2 separate regions of the Homo sapiens genome follow, and region 2 is linked to region 1. A link is a contact called in ENCODE Hi-C or POLR2A ChIA-PET data. All regions are on one chromosome and are shown on one strand. Each heading gives the region's core, a stretch centred on a gene start or an enhancer-like site at or near the end of the contact. The rest is flanking DNA. Distances are from core to core; before and after follow the strand shown. Region 1 overlaps MICAL3 (microtubule associated monooxygenase, calponin and LIM domain containing 3). Region 2 overlaps CECR2 (CECR2 histone acetyl-lysine reader).

Region 1 (5,342 bases), core at 214-2,713:
TCACCAGTGGCCCCTCTGGATCCCTGCCCTGTGGGATCCCTGTACTTAGTGCTTGGACCGTGCCACACAGTTGGGTTAAGATAAAGGGACAGCTAGCAACTGGGAAGGGAAGGTGGCTGTTCAGCAGGTGCCACCTGATCTGAAGGATTCGTGTTCCTGCCAGGAGCCAGCTTCCATCTGGGAATGGGTGACATGCCTCCTCTGAGTCTAACCAGACAATCTGGCCTTGGCTTCAGTCACTATGACAGCCTCTTCAAGCAACAGGGAATGTGAAATGGGCAGAAAGGACCAGCAAGACCACCCAGTGTGATGCTGGCCCTGTGCTCTGCCGTATGTGGGGTATCAGCCCATTGTTGGAGCTGCTAGTCTCTATAGATTTGTTGCTGGCCCTGCAAGCCGTATGTGGAGTATTAGCCCCTTGTTGGAGTTGCTGGTCTCTATAGATGTTGCTGGTCTCTATAGATTTGTGGACTTTTTCTGAGGTGAATTTGCCTTTTTTTTTTTTTTTTTTGAGACGAAGTGTCGCTCTTGTTGCCCAGGCTAGAGTGCAATGGCACGATCTCAGCTCACCGCAACCTCCGCCTCCCAGGTTCAAGCAATTCTCCTGCCTCAGCCTCCCAAGTAGCTGGGATTACAGGCATGTGCCACCATGCCCGACTAATTTTTTATATTTTTTAGTAGAGACAGGGTTTCTCCATGTTGGTCAGACTGGTCTCAAACTCCCGATCTCAGGTGATCCACACGCCTCGGCCTCCCAAAGTGCTGGGATTACAGGCATGAGCCACTGCACCCGGCCGTCAATTTGCCTTTCTTTATGGTGCTGGGTGGGACTAAGTCACAGCAGAGTCACCTAACAGCCTGGATGCACAGGACTGAGGAAGGTAAGTCAAAGAGTGCAGGGCCTTTCTCTACCTTCTCAGCAACAAAGAGAAGAGACACATTCTTCTCTCAGAGTCCTGCTGTGCTTCCTGCTAATACATGCAGCCTTGGGGACTTATCGACAGCACAAGCCAGCATTTCCTCCTTTCTCAGAGAAACATTAAAGGCACCTGCACTGGCGATAGGTTTCCTGCATCAGAGAAGGAGCCAAGTCTTGGCTGGAGATGAGCTTGCAGTAAAACATATGCGGCATAGATGGGGCCGCATTCCATGAGGCCACTTCTGGAGCCTTCTCCAACTTCCTCCAGAACCTCTTCTGACTCACATGTTACTTTGCGCCTGACTGTCTGGGCAGGCTGGGACCAGGGAGAGTAGCCCAGTGAGATGTGTGCAGAGCCCGTCAGCACAGTTCCATAAAACACAGACCTTTGTCTGTGAGACATGCTCTTGGAGGCAAATTTTGGATGGCTGCCAGGGAGCTGGGGTAGAAGGTGGGCACGGGGTAAAGTGGGTACCTTTAAATGTCCTCAAATCTTCTTCCTGTGGGAGGTACCTGGCGCCACTGGCCTTGCAGTTCTGTGTCCCAGGGGCAGTACTCCCCTTCTACAGCAGGGGGAGCCAGAGACCCACACAGCATCAGGAATCCCACAGCGCGATCAAGCAGGGAGGGAAGAGAAGGGAGTAGTGGTGTCCAGCCACTGCCTGCACAGGCACCGTCGGCTGCCCGACAGACACACCTGCGCTAGGGACACAGGCTCCGGTCTGGGACTCTCGGAGTTTGGCTGAATCTGTCAGTATGTGTTTGTGTAGTTAAAGCTCTTTTCCTACAGGTTTGGTCTTGACGTTAGCACTAAGTCCAGGAAATTAAGTCTGCGTGAAGGAAAGCTCGGCTCAACTCTCCTGAAAAGGGAACGTGCTTCGACCCGAAGCTGTGCCAGGGCTCAAAGCTGCCGAGTGATCATCATCAGATGGAGATGACGATGTCTGGAACAGTGCAAACAAAACACCGTGCCCTGGACCAGCTGTGCATGCTCACTCTGCTGGCTAGCAGAGGCCACGCCGGCACCTGGCTCCGCAGACACGGCAGCATGGAGGGAGAGCCCAGATTCACAGACCCCATTTCTCCTAAGGCAGACAGGGTGTGGAGTGCGGGTCACTAAGGGCTGCCTGTGGGTCCTGCCCAGCCTCTGCCTCAGAGGGAAGAGTAGAGAACTGGGAGAGCAGGTCCTTAGGGAGCCCGAGGAAGTCCCTGACGCCAGCTGTTCTCGCGGACGCCCAACGGTGCGGTTCCTTCTGCTAACCCACCTCACTGGGGCCAACATCCTGGAGCTGCACAGCTCCCAGGGGACTGGATCAGGAACATGAGCCCTGTCAGGCAAGGGCTCAGCCCTGTGTGCCAGAGAAAACAGACCCCCGGATGGGACTGGGCAGCAAGCACACAGGTGCCAGGAGAAGCAGAGATGAGCACAGTGCCAGCTCTGCAGGGCCTGGGGTCACTGAGAACTCAACCGATCCTCTGACCGCTGCAGGGAGTCACTGGTGCTCAGAAATTAAAGGTCATGTCCTTCCTGCTCACTCCACATCTATCTTTTGGGGACTCAGATCTCCACCTGCCCTGGCTCCGTCTTCACCACCCCCCAGACTTCTGCGCTGCTGGAGCAGAGAAAGAATGGCCTTCTCTCCTGCACAGGCCCAGCAAGTCCCTCCTCATCACTTGAGGCCACACACACCCAGAGATGGGGCAGAATTGAAAAATCTCAAGTCCAAGGCAAGAGACTATTTCAGAACCAGCCAGAGTGGCTGGCCCCTGGGCCTGAGTATCCCTTCAGGACACTGTCCCCAAAACGCTGCCCTGCGTGCCATCAACTGAGCCCCATCCAGTGGGCACTAAGCTCATAGCCACCTCCGAAACCCTAGACTAGGATCAGGGAATCCTCTAGAAAGCTAAATTCCCTTTCCTTATTAATTTTTTCAACTGAAACTACAGGGCAAAAAGAGAAAACGAGGTGGAGACAAGTAGGAGTGGCCTAACTTGGATGAGTACTTGGACTGGCTCTCTGCCTTCCACTTCCAGTTTCTAAACCAATGTGCACAAGGGACATTACTTCCACTGCCAACCGCCTGCTCAACGCTACGGTGTCCTCCCCTCTGCCCCCCATGTCTTATGTCAGGAGGGGTGGTCCCTGGGCTGTGCAGGAGGCACGTCCGTGTGACGTCAGCCCCAGAAACCTCTTACACTCACGCATGAAACAGATCACTTTGGGGGGCAGGGCAGAGTTCGGAGCAGAGATTTTGTTCTGACCTTCACTGGACTCTTCCTCCTCCTCGTCATAGTCCTCCTCCTCCTCCTCTTCATATTCTTCCTCCTCCTCCTCCTCCTCTTCATTCCCAGGCCCAAAGCTCTTTGAGGCCTCTAGCTCCTCTTCACTTTTCCCTTTCAGAAGGGCATGGATCCGCACGGCCTCCTTCCACGGAACACCACCCAGGTCAGATGGGGGCAGGCGAGGCTCCTCCTCCTCCTCCTCTCCCTCCTCCTCCATCTCAGACTCGGAACTACTGTGAGGAAATAACCACATAGCCAGAGTGAGGGAATGAAGAAAAACTGAGAAGGGGAAGGGGAAGGGCCACCATCAGAAACAATGCATGTCAGGCAAAGCAGCTGCTGAGCAGGCGGAGAGAGACAGGAGGGAGGAGAGAGCGGCATCAGCAGGACAGGGTACCTGGGCATGAGAAGCCACCTACCCAAGCCCGACTAAGGGGACAAAGGGAAGAATGCCTCCTGCTCACAGACCTCACGCACTTCTCCTCAGGTGGATGGGGTAGGGAGGGGACCACCGAAGGCTGCCTGTGGGTCTGGCCCAGCCTCTGCCTGTGGAGGGGAGTGTGCAGAACTGGGAGAGCAGCTCCTCACGGAGCCCATGGAAGTTCCTGACTGCAGCCGCTCAAACTCAAGCCACAGCCCCATCCCTCAGGGTGCTTCAAGCAGCAAACACTGAGATCGCTGGTTTACGTTTCATAGACGGCCTCGAGGGCACAAGCAGGGCAGTGGACTCATTCTGATATAAACCCATGACCCTGGGAATTGAGAATGGAAAGTCTTCTCTCATCCTGGCCCACTGTCTAGTTAGAGGAACTCAATTCTGTGTGACTGCGGCCTGTCAGAAGCCTCTCAGGAGAGCTGTGGGTGTGGTGGGGGGAGGGGGGACCCAGAAAGGCCTGGACTTAACTGGCTGATGATCAAGGTCTGTGTGCTGGGGTGGGGCGACAGATTCCATTTCCTGGCACTCCTTAGAACCCTACCACGTGCCAATCCCTGAGCAGGACACTGTGGGGACACACAGGGAAATGACGGCAAAGGCACCGCTCACTGCAAAGCCACAGGACAGAGACGATGGGGAAAGGGTGGAGACAAACCTCCAACCCCAGGGCCATCGCTCCTGCCAGCTGCTGCACTGCCAAGCACTCCCCTCACAGCTGCAGGCAAGCGTGGCCGACATAGGAAGCCGCACACCTGTAAGAATGCACATGCCACAACGGACACTACCCAAACCGTAGCTCCTCGCTCTGGCCACCCTCCTGCTGCAGTGTACCCCACTCCTGCCCTGTGGAGGGAGGCAGGACAGGAACAAAACCGGGTTCCTTGCAACCTGTGGGGCTCCAATACACGCAAAACCCCAACATTGCTGCACAAATGGAGATGTTTCTGAGTGTTTCGTGGTCTGATAATTCCCAAAGCATCTTTTTCAGGAGAGGCCTTGCCTGCAGTGAGAGGCCGGGGGAAATCAGCTTTCACGTTAAAGCCATGGCCCGACCTCTGGCCCAACAAAATCCAAGAAGCATCAGGCACGAGAGGGCATCTGCCCTGACCTCCTGCGAGGGTGTGTCCTCTCTCTGCCCAGGCAGGCTCTCCCCTAGCCTGCTTGTGTGTGAGAGGGCGAACCAGTAAATACACCACGATGAGCACTGAGGGGCACTGCCAGGGCGATCACTGCCAGGTGAAGAATCTCGCCTTGTCCAAAGAGAGGACTCCAGCCCTTGTCCTTGGCTCCACGAAAGTAACCTAGACACGCCTGGGGTGCCCTGCCTATGGGGCTGTCACTGTTTGCCGGAGACCCCGGTTCATGTTGCATAGTCTAGTAATGTGATTAGGGTGAGGCTTTGGGTAGCACGGTATCCAGTGACCCGGAGACTGAGATCAACCATGTGGATAATCAATCAATCATTGCCTATGTAATAAAAACTCCAAACACAGGGTCTTAGTATTGCTCAGGTGAGCAATACTCCTGGCGTATCGTCACACATCGAGACCAAGAGAGTACAGCTGTCCTGGCCCCACAGTGAGCACAATGGAAGCTGAGTCTGGTTCCTTCCTGGACTCACCCTATGTACTTCTTCCCTTGGCTCACTGACATCTGTACCCTTTCCCTGTAACGAACCATAACCATGAGTACAACAGCTTTCAG
Region 2 (5,502 bases), core at 475-2,974, 270 kb before region 1:
TAGTGAGCCATGTACTGCCCAATCCGGGGGCTCCTGGGGTGTGGTGTGTCCACCAGTGACTCTCCGGACACTAGCTTCAGTAAGGATACTTCTTATTTCGGTTGAGAATGCAGAGGCTTTTATTCGTGGACTCACATCACTGCATAGCACAAAGAATGTGATTGCCATTTGCTGCGTGAGAAAAAGCTGGGCTCCCTATTTCTTTTTTGGGTTGGACTCTGCCGTGCAGCCATAGGACACCAAGCCTCACGCACTTTCCCCTTGGGACAGTAGTGTTTGGGTGAATGTTACTGCATCCCGTTTTTTTTCTTTTCTTTTTTTTTTTTTTTTTTTTGAGACGAAATCTTGCTCTTGTCCCCCAGACTGGAGTGCAATGGCACGATCTCGGCTCACTGCAACCTCCACCTCCCAGGTTCAAGGGATTCGTCTGCCTCGGCCTCCCAAGTAGCTGGGACTACAAGCGCGCACCACCACTCCCAGCTAATTTTTGTATTTTTAGTAGAGGCGGGGTTTCACCATGTTGGCCAGGCTGGTCTCAAACTCCTGACCTCAGGTGATCCACCCGCCTTGGCCTCCCAACATGCTGGGATTACAGGCGTGAGCCAACACACCGGACCTTCATTTTTTAAATTAAGCTGGGACACAAGTTTTGCCTCCAGGCTGGATGTTGATCCTGCTCTGTGCTAGACAGATGTGCGGAGGGACTGTTCCGGGCTCGGCTTGACCTTTTCCTACCTAGTTTCTCCCTCTTGTCCTGCACAAGAGGACTAACTGAACTCTAACGTCAGAACGGCTGACGAGCAGTTGATTGTCCTTGCTTGTGTTGTTGACAGGGGTGGGTGGGGTGGGAGCAGGGGTATGGATATTGCATAAGTTATTGAAATGCTGACCCCCGTTCAGGAAACCATGCAGCCCCTTCCCTTCCCTTCCCTTCCCTTCCTTTCCCTTCCCTAGCCAGGGCTCAGGTACCTCACTCTCCTGCCTTGTGCGTAGCTCCTGGGGCCCCGGTCAGTCCCCAGCAGCCTTGGCACACAGTGTCTGGAGCCTCTGCTCCTGCTGCAAAAGCAGAAACCATGTGAACCTTCTGGCCAGTACTGGAAAGGGGAATGCTATTTATTTTTATATTGTGTATATTTTGTCGTGGTCTGCTGATTCCCTGTTTCACTGAGAGCGACACTTACCTCAATAGTTAGTTCAATATTGTGTGTTGGATAATTTTTTAAAAGAACTTTTTAAAAAGCTTTTTGATCCTTGGAGGTCTGTAGATTTATTTCCATATGAACTGGTTATTTTGTATAAAGTACATGCTTAAAATAGCAAGGCTCCTCTGTGTGTGTGGTGTGTCTGTCCATGTGTCATTTCCATATCAGGGCAAACCCAGACTTCCATCAGGACGAAGGCGTGAACTAGGCCACAAGGCCACCAGCTGAAATGCCACCCCTCGTCCATTCTCATGCATCCAGAATCCACGGAGGCGGGGCACGGGTCCTGTGCATGAGACAGAGGAATATGGTTCCAGAGAACTTCAAAACAGTCATGTACTGACTGGCAGTTCTAAACCATGTCAGGGATAAAACGCTCCTCACAGCCGATCCTTGCGAAGCTGGCCCGGCCGTCAGCATCTCACTGGTAAAGGCGTCCGCCTTCAGAAGGTTACTACACCTGAGGTGCACGACTTCTCTCCTTGCAGGCTTTAGGGTGCCTGGGATGGGAAAGGAGTATAACAGTGGGGCAGCGGGGCAGCTCCAGCCTGGAGCCCGCTGTGCACACACATGGCCAGAAGTGGGAGCTCCAGCCTAAGCAAGCGGGCAATCTTATACCTGCCAAGGTCATTTATGTTTTATTTCCAGTTACTGGGAGAACAGTTTGAAAGTAGCTTCATTCAGCCAGGCGCGGTGGTTCACGTCTGTAATCCCAGCACTTTGGGAGGCTGAGGCGGGCGGATCACGAGGTCAGGAGATCGAGACCATCCTGGCTAACACGGTGAAACCCCGTCTCTACTAAAAATACAAAAAATTAGCCGCGCGTGGCGGCACACACCTGTAGCCCCAGCTACTCGGGAGGCTGAGGCGGGAGAATGGCGTGAACCCGGGAGGCGGAGCTTGCAGTGAGCCGAGATCGCACCACTGCATTCCAGCCTGGGTGACAGAGTGAGACTGTGTCCCAAAAAAAGAAAGTAGCTACATTCTTAGAAATCAGCTACAGTCTTAAGACACCAGAACTCCTGTTTTGTCCTTAAATGCAGACTGTCCCAGTTTAATGATCATTCAACTTAGGAGTTTTTGAAAATGAGACACATTCTGCAGAAACTGTACTTGAAGTCCTCGTGCAACAATTCTCTTTCACCTTCTGTACGGTATTCAATAAACTCCATGACATATTCAACACTGTGTGATAAAGGAGGCTCAGCCAGGTGTGCTGGCTCACACCTGTAATCCCAGCACTCTGGGAGGCCAAGGCAAGTAGATCATATGAGCTCAGGAGTTCGAGACCAGCCTGGCCAACATGGCAAAAGCCTGCCTCTACTAAAAACACAAAAATTAGCGGGGCGTGGTGGCGGGTGCCTGTAATCCTGGCTACTTGGGAGGCTGAGGCAGGACAATCGCTGGAAGCTGGGATGCGGAGGTTGCAGTGAGCCAAGATCGCGCCACTGCATTCCAGCCTGAGCGACAGGAAGACTCCGTCTCAAAAATAAAAATAAAAAAGGAGGCTCAACTGTGGGCTAGCATAAGTTTGCTGAGCATGCTTGAGGCAGGCTAAGCTGTGATATTTGGTGGGTTAGGTGGATTCAGTGCATTTCCAGCTGACAATATTTTCAACTCATGATGGGTTTATCCGGAGGTGACCCCACTGGAAGCTGAGGAGCATCTGTAATTGGCTGTGGAAGTAATCCTCATTCCATAAAAATTTCACCACAATTAGTACCCGTTTCCAAACCCATGCTTGGGGCTGTCCCTTTCTAGGCAGTGATCTGTTCACTCTCCTTTTAACCTCCAGTTGTTTGGTGTCTGATTGTCCCCACTGATACTCTGTTGTTACTGGCTAACAAATTTTTGAGCCTTTTATCCTGGTATTATTTTAAAACTGTTCAGTTATTCTCCCATGAAAAGTGTTTCTATGATAAAACATTTTATGCCAACCGTACTTTCTTGTTTAGTAGTTGCATTTCAGTGTAATTTCTGAAACAAAACAAAAATCAACTTTAAAGTGAAAAATCAGGCTGGGCACGGTGGCTCACTTGATGTCAGGAGTTTGAGATCAGCCTGGCCAGCATGGTGAAACCGTCTCTACCAAAAATACAAAAATTAGCCGGGCATGGTGGCACACGCTTGTGATCTCAGCTACTTAGGAAGCTGAAGCAGGAGAATTGCTTAAACCCTGCAGGCAGAGGTTGCAGTGAGCAGAGATCGCACCACTGCACTCCAGCCTGGGCAAGAGTGTGAGATCCTGTCTTAAAAAATCACTAGTAAACCCCAGATCAGACATGATGCTACTCAAATTGTGCATCTCGATGGATTCTCCCAGTGGGTGGGGGGAGCACCACTCTGGCCTGGCTTCCTTCACTGTTCTGTCAGCTTTCCTAGAGCCCAGTCCAGCTGCATCAGTGGCTGGGATGGCGTTAGCAAACCCACTCCCTGTGCATATCAGCAGCACACCCTTAAAATGCATGCAAACTTTGATTCCTAACTTTCAGATTTCCTCCTACCGTGACATGAATTCTCACCAAACAAAGGCCAGAATGTTTTTTGACATATTTAGCTATTGATAGGCTTTAGCTCTCCCTCTCCCTCTCCCTCTCCCTCTCCTCACGGTCTCCCTCTCTTTCCACGGTCTCCCTCTCATGCGGAGCCGAAGCTGGACTGTACTGCTGCCATCTCGGCTCACTGCAACCTCCCTGCCTGATTCTCCTGCCTCAGCCTGCCGAGTGCCTGCGATTGCAGGCACGCGCCGCCACGCCTGACTGGTTTTGGTGGAGACGGGGTTTCGCTGTGTTGGCCGGGCTGGTCTCCAGCTCCTAACCGCGAGTGATCCGCCAGCCTCGGCCTCCCGAAGTGCCGGGATTGCAGACGGAGTCTCGTTCACTCAGTGCTCAATGGTGCCCAGGCTGGAGTGCAGTGGCGTGATCTCGGCTCGCTACAACCTCCACCTCCCAGCCGCTTGCCTTGGCCTCCCAAAGTGCTGAGATTGCAGCCTCTGCCCGGCTGCCACCCCGTCTGGGAAGTGAGGAGCGTCTCTGCCTGGCCGCCCATCGTCTGGGATGTGAGGAGCCCCTCTGCCTGGCTGCCCAGTCTGGAAAGTGAGGAGCGTCTCCGCCCGGCCGCCATCCCATCTAGGAAGTGAGGAGCGTCTCTGCCCGGCCGCCCATCGTCTGAGATGTGGGGAGCGCCTCTGCCCCGCCGCCCCGTCTGGGATGTGAGGAGCGCCTCTGCCCGGCCGCGACCCCGTCTGGGAGGTGAGGAGCGTCTCTGCCCAGCCGGCCCGTCTGAGAAGTGAGGAGACCCTCTGCCTGGCAACCACCCCGTCTGAGAAGTGAGGAGCCCCTCCGCCCGGCAGCCACCCCGTCCGGGAGGGAGGTGGGGGGTCAGCCCCCCGCCCGGCCAGCCACCCCGTCCGGGAGGTGAGGGGCGCCTCTGCCCGGCCGCCCCTACTGGGAAGTGAGGAGCCCCTCTGCCCGGCCACCACCCCGTCTGGGAGGTGTGCCCAACAGCTCATTGAGAACGGGCCATGATGACAGTGGCAGTTTTGTGGAATAGAAAGGCGGGAAAGGTGGGGAAAAGATTGAGAAATCGGATGGTTGCCGTGTCTGTGTAGAAAGAAGTAGACATGGGAGACTTTTCATTTTGTTCTGCACTAAGAAAAATTCTTCTGCCTTGGGATCCTGTTGATCGGTGACCTTACCCCCAACCCTGTGCTCTCTGAAACATGTGCTGTGTCCACTCAGGGTTAAATGGATTAAGGGCGGTGCAAGATGTGCTTTGTTAAACAGACGCTTGAAGGCAGCATGCTCGTTAAGTGTCATCACCACTCCCTAATCTCAAGTACCCAGGGACACAAACACTGCGGAAGGCCGCAGGGTCCTCTGCCTAGGAAAACCAGAGACCTTTGTTCACTTGTTTATCTGCTGACCTTCCCTCCACTATTGTCCCATGACCCTGCCAAATCCCCCTCTGTGAGAAACACCCAAGAATTATCAATAAAAAAATAAATTAAAAAAAAAAAAAGAATAACAAGAAACATCTATTCTCTGTTTTCCATACCCTAAGCTTGGTTCTAAGCACCTTATGTTCATTGACTTATTAAATTCTCACAACATGAAAAAAAAAAAAAAAGATAGGCTTTAATTTTTCTTGAGACAGGGTTTCACTCTGTTGCCCAGGCTAGGTACAGTGGCATGGTCTCAGCTCACTGCAGCCTCAATCTCCCGGGCTCAAGCAGTCCTCTCACCACAGCCTCCCAAGCAGCTGGGACTACAGGGGCACCCCACCACACCCAGCTAATTTT

What was found. Hi-C counts contacts between places; a loop is a spot of excess contacts on that map. ChIA-PET counts read pairs that join two places held with the same protein, here RNA polymerase II (POLR2A). Pooled maps may share reads with other maps.
Region 2: a loop to region 1 is called in a map of MCF 10A, with 21 times the contacts of the local background. The contact joins two enhancer-like sites. A Hi-C loop is called at or near these places in 2 of 168 maps with a recorded cell type or tissue (GM12878 and MCF 10A), 7 of 37 single-sample maps with no recorded cell type and 9 of 50 pooled maps. POLR2A ChIA-PET finds 5 or more read pairs at or near these places in 3 of 52 experiments (BJ, RWPE1 and activated CD4-positive, alpha-beta memory T cell).

Annotation. Positions count from the first base shown.
Region 1 is chr22:17,828,673-17,834,014 of GRCh38, forward strand. It overlaps MICAL3 (microtubule associated monooxygenase, calponin and LIM domain containing 3), which reads right to left. Exons shown (of 32, transcript NM_015241.3): 21 at 3,182-3,435. Among named protein-coding and RNA genes, the nearest start is that of LINC00528, 54 kb to the left of the region's middle. Within about 2 kb of position 1,464, at least 14 of the 41 ENCODE cell types and tissues checked have a DNase peak (open chromatin) inside an H3K27ac peak, as active enhancers do.
Region 2 is chr22:17,556,832-17,562,333 of GRCh38, forward strand. It overlaps CECR2 (CECR2 histone acetyl-lysine reader), which reads left to right. Exons shown (of 19, transcript NM_001290047.2): 19 at 1-1,320. Among named protein-coding and RNA genes, the nearest start is that of SLC25A18, 3.9 kb to the right of the region's middle. Within about 2 kb of position 1,725, at least 2 of the 41 ENCODE cell types and tissues checked have a DNase peak (open chromatin) inside an H3K27ac peak, as active enhancers do.